Regions from separate parts of the Mus musculus genome. Here region 1 is linked to region 2. Evidence: chromatin loops called from intact Hi-C (ENCODE). Cell type or tissue: left cerebral cortex. All regions are shown on one strand.

Region 1 (2,500 bases), 250 kb after region 2:
TTTTTGTTTTTTGAGACAGGGTTTCTCTGTGTGACCCTGGCTGTTCTGGAACTTGTTTTGTTCATCAGGCTGGCCTTGATCTCAGAGATCCACCCTCCTCTGTCTCCCCATTGCTGGATTAAAGGAGTATGGATCATGCCTGTCCAAGGAAGTCATTTTAAAAACAGGATATCACCAATTGTGGTGGCCCATTCCTGCAGTCTCATCATTGGGGAGATGTAGTTAGAAAGATCAGAAGTTCAAGGCCATCCTTGGTTACACAGCAAATGTGAGGCTAGCCTGGGCTATGAGACCCTGTATTAGGCCCCTCCCCAGCCCCAAACTAGAGTATAATAAACTCACACTCAATGCCAATTATCATTTTAACTGATAGTCTTGCTGATCAAATATGGTATCAGACTTATACCAAGACTAACATCCCCACTTCCCACTGGTGTTGGAGACCGAATCTCAGACTTTGTGGTACATGTAAGCCATTTAAACAACTGAACCACACCCTCGATCCATACCCTAAATGAAAAGACTGATTTTAATGTGACTTTTCCACGTCCGGCAGCTTGCTGGATGGCACAAATTAGACAGAATCCAAAACAGCTGCAGGGGAAAAAAAAAGAAAGAAAGAAAGAAAGAAAGAAAGAAAGAGTTCTAATCTTTGTTCAGAATAAATGACCAAGTTGTCAACAGGAAACAATGAAGTCCGAATGGGACACTATCGCCACCGGGAGCCGAAGAATAAGTTTCTTATGGAGCCCAAGATGGCATCTGTGCCCAAATCGTGCTTATCATCGTAAGCAAATGCAAGCGGTATAGCTTAGGTAGCTAATTCTGGAAGGGGAGCCTTTGCGCAGATGTTTTCACAGGCATCCTCCAGGGACTCAGAACTCAGCCTTGGAAGAGCCGGTTCTCAACTCTCGCTGCGCAACCCTGCTGCCCAGATCCTGACAATATTGGTCTGCAGTCAGGTCAGAGCATCTCTGTTTTTTTAAAGTGACTCTGATGATTTTACGTTCATCCTATTAACCACTGCTGCTCTAGAAGCTGAGTCAGAACCTCTGCGGTGCCTGCCACCCCTCTGGTCGCAGCAAAACCACGCCAATGACCCAGTGTCGCGTTAAAGTCCGAATTCGTCCTAGCCTGTTAAAAGGAAAAGTTAAAAGGGAGGGTCAGGACTCGCAGGCTTCGCTTTTACTCGAGTGTCGCGTCCCTCCCGGCTATGAGTCAAGGTTAGAAAAGCCCCTCCCCGCGCGACCCCGCGCCTGTCCCAGGCCACAGTCCTCACCGAACGCCGCGAGACCCACGATGGGCTTCACAACCTCCCAGCTCCTCTCTCCACCGCTCCTGCCTCCGAGTCCTTCTACTTCCTCCTGAGTCAGGTGCACTTCCGGCCGCGCTGGCCAATGGCGCCATTGCTGGCAAAGCATTCTGGGAAATGTAGTGGCCAACTCGAAGAGAGTGAGCGGAAGTAGCTGTGTGACGTCACTGTACGGCTCAGTACTATGAGCCTCAGCTGTCATCTTGAGTTATGTCAAATCCTGCCAATTAGCACAAAGTAATTTTTCAAACGCGACTACTTGTGGCTTTAAAAACGTCTTTATTCTGGCGTCCCTCATGTTAGGAATGTGCATAAGAACCCGAAAACATCCTTCGTCCCTAAATAAACATTTCTTTCCAGTAGTTTCCAAAGTGCCTTTCAAGAGCTCTGTTAGGAGAGTAACAGTTTTCAAAACAGTAAATATTACACACTTTTTCCACTCATTTTCTCATGACTGTACAGCGCTTTCCAGAGGTTGTCTTCTGATATAGTGCAACAGAAGGAATACAAAAAGGGGTGAATTATTCTAGCTGTTAGGCAAGTCCGTCTATTTGTGAGCTAGACCTCCAGGCCTTCACCTGTCCTGTATTAAATCAGAGATTTGCAAAAAATTGAAACAATGCCATTCTTCTTGTGACAGGATAGCAAAGATGGAGAAAATTAAAAAGACATCGGAAAGGAAAGTAGCCTTTCATCAAGACTGGTTAAGTCTCTCCTAGGCTCAGTCATGAATTCCCACAAGGGGCTAGGAAGCATGACTTAGCAATTGAGAGCAATGACTGCACTTTCAGAGGACCAGGGTTCAATCCCCAGTACTCACATAGCAGCTTACCACAACTTTAACTCCAGTTCCAGGGCATTTAAGATCCTCTTCTGAACTTCATGGCCACCAGGCACACACATGGTAAACAGGCATACATGTAAACAAACACTCATGCACACCAGAAGAGTTAATTAGATAACAGTAAAGTTAAAAAAATTCCATAGAGTTATACAAAATTTCATAGACAGAAATACTGTTCCTTTGATTTATTTGTTTTTAAATGTAGATACTTTAAGAATTAACACAGAAGCTAGGCAGTGGTGTCACTTGCCTTTAATCCCAGCACATGGGAGGCAGAGGCAGGCAGATTTCTGAGTTGAGGCCAGCCTTGTCTAAAGAGTGAGTTCGAGGACAGCCGGAGCTAT
Region 2 (2,500 bases):
TTACGTGGAAAACATGGATTTTGACTTACATGTGTACCCTGTACCACTACATAGATGGGGGTGGGGGGACAACTACCACTCTTCCGACCCCTGCTCCCACCCCCATACCCCACCCTCCACCCCCATCTCTCATAGCTCTCTGAGATTCCTTCAACCAGGACACAGCTACTCCTCTGCTTCCGTTGGGATTGCGTTTAAAACACAATAAGTTTTAAAATATTGCTCAGTTAAAGATACATTCAAAAGTGAGCATTGGGGCCCAGCCACATGGCACACAGAAGAGCAATTGTTCACCCTGACAGGTTGCCTACTGTCACTGTTGCAAAAGCCAATGTCCTACACAGGGACAGTGAGGGGAAAGATCAAAATTCCAGGCAGTTCCTGCTGAACGTGTGTTATATTTATACCTTCCAAAGTCAAAAATCCGTAGGTCAAAGAATTGTAAATCAGAGCCCATGAGTGCACAGAGGAGCTGGGCTCTGAAGCAGGACACAGGGCAACAGGAGAACCTGAAAGGAATGTTCTTCGAGCAAAATGACCTGGTCGCCGGTACAAATGCCCTCTCTACACAGGGAAGAGCTGGGTGCTCTTTAGGAACTGACTGAAGCCAGAAGAATTGGGCAGTTAAGAAGAAGAGACTTGAGACTTGTGAGGGTGGAAGATCACAAAGACCCTCATAATCATGTTCCTTCCTATTAGAAAGCTGCTTTAGCTTCTGCCTGTAACTCCAGCATTCTGCTGGCTGAGGCAGGAGGATTGCATTGAGTTCAAAGCCAGTCTGGGCTAAGGGTGAAACTTTCTCAAGAAAAAAGAAAAAGAGTATTAATTTACCAGTATGCAGAGGGAGTATGACATTACAATGGGGTAATCCTGAGCCTCCTCAGAATGTAAGCGCTGTTCATCAAGGACCCAGGCTTTTTATTATTATTTGCTGGCCCACTGCTCGGTCGGTGATGAAGAGCAGGGTTTCACTGCGTGCCTGGTGGCAGGAATGAATAGCACTGAGATGAGTCTACCCTGGTCAGGTGTTTTCAGAATACAGGGCTAAAGAAGCCTCCATGCCAGAATGCGGTAAGCCCATGATCAACGCTTAGAGATTTTCCTATCTGATAGGGTCAAACATTCAAGCAGCTTGCGCTCACTGCCCCCTGGTGGATACTCATGGAACAACAGGTAGGGCATGGGCTGGTCCTGGGAAGCGTGGGCCCAGTGCTAACAAAATAAGGTTTATTTAATCATTCTCACTGAGTCCACCACAAATGCAATGGGGTGGGTAAGTGTCTAGAAACCAGGCAGTACTCTGTGGCCCAAACAGATCAACAGGTGGGCAGGGGTTCTGCCCGGGGTCCCCGCAGAAGGGTCAGCCTCTGAGATGGACTGGCACCTTCATTTGTAAACAGTTTTTTCTTTTCCTTTCTCTAAAAAAAAAATTTTTTTTAAACCAGGCATGATGATGAGAATCCCAGCACTCAGGAGGCAGAGGCAGGTGAATCTCTGTGAGTTGGAGGATAGCCTGATCTACATAACAAATGCCAGGCTAGCTAGGGCTACATGGTAAGACCCTCGTTCCTAGTCCTGTCTGTGGCTTCTTGAATGCCTTGAGAAGCTGGGCCTGTTTGCGGTCTTCCCTTTATGTAGGTACTGAAGAAGACCTAGAACTTGGTGAGCCTTTAATCCAAAGGCTCTCTCTCCTTCAATACACTCTTTGAAAAGCAGCTTCCCGCCTCACGGTTTTCGAGACAGGGTTTCTCTGTGCAGTCCTGCTGTCCTGGAACTTGCTCTGTCAACTGGGCTGGCCTGGAACTCAAAGAAGTCCGCCTGCTGGGATTAAGGCCTGTGCCACCAGACCCCAGTTCAGTGCATTCTTTGAAGGGCAGCTACCCCCTTCTGAAGCAGCCTGGAGAACCCCACCTCTGATCATGACAGTGCAGAGAGCTTCCAGCCCACACTGACAGACAGACCTTAGGTCTCCCCTGGCAAGTGCGTGTTGTACTCCGTTTACATAAGGGCTTTTCCTCTGCAGGTTGATGATCAAAATTATGGCAGGGGAGAAGTCTGACACCCATCTCAGACACAAATTTTAAAAGATGACCAAAGACTCAATAATATATACAGATAATATTTTAATAGAGAATGTTAGTAAATCAAGATTAATACAAAAACAAAGAGCAAAAGTCAAAGTTGGGATTGACAGGGCTGGAATTAGGGTGAGGTAAAGGAGAGACAGTGCGGGGGTGGGGGCGAGTCGGTTCTACAAGTACAGAATGCATCAAAGTTACATTGGAGGCTTGACAACCACCCCCCCAGCCTCCCCAGCTCCCCAGCCCCCCAGCCCCAACCCACTCTCTCCTATCCCCACCCCACTCTTCACCCCCACCATAATAGGAAGAAACGGCTTCCGGGCTGCATGTAATTCTTACTTGTGCCACTAGAGGGAGCACACCTACCGCACAAACCTCCAATAAGCCACAGGGGGCTGGAAAAACCAGCAGGCCTCTGC

Evidence for each region. Hi-C counts contacts between places; a loop is a spot of excess contacts. Peaks named below come from ENCODE experiments on the same cell type or tissue, not always from the same donor. Only the 100,000 strongest peaks of a DNase experiment are listed, where the experiment ranks them.
Region 1: it touches region 2 in a loop (2.9-fold over the local background); 5 of 42 quality-filtered maps call a loop at or near these places.

What each region holds. Positions count from the first base shown.
Region 1 is chr11:43,746,643-43,749,142 of GRCm38, forward strand. It overlaps Ttc1 (tetratricopeptide repeat domain 1), which reads right to left and starts at 1,366. Exons shown (of 8, transcript NM_133795.2): 1 at 1,280-1,366. In left cerebral cortex, no CTCF peak of the experiment used is centred here; a DNase peak (open chromatin) is centred at 1,415; H3K4me3 peaks cover 1,369 bases; H3K27ac peaks cover 654 bases.
Region 2 is chr11:43,491,733-43,494,232 of GRCm38, forward strand. No RefSeq gene overlaps it. Among named protein-coding and RNA genes, the nearest start is that of C1qtnf2, 19 kb to the left of the region's middle. In left cerebral cortex, CTCF peaks have their summits at 1,162 (motif pointing left) and 2,450 (motif pointing right); DNase peaks (open chromatin) are centred at 1,155 and 2,450.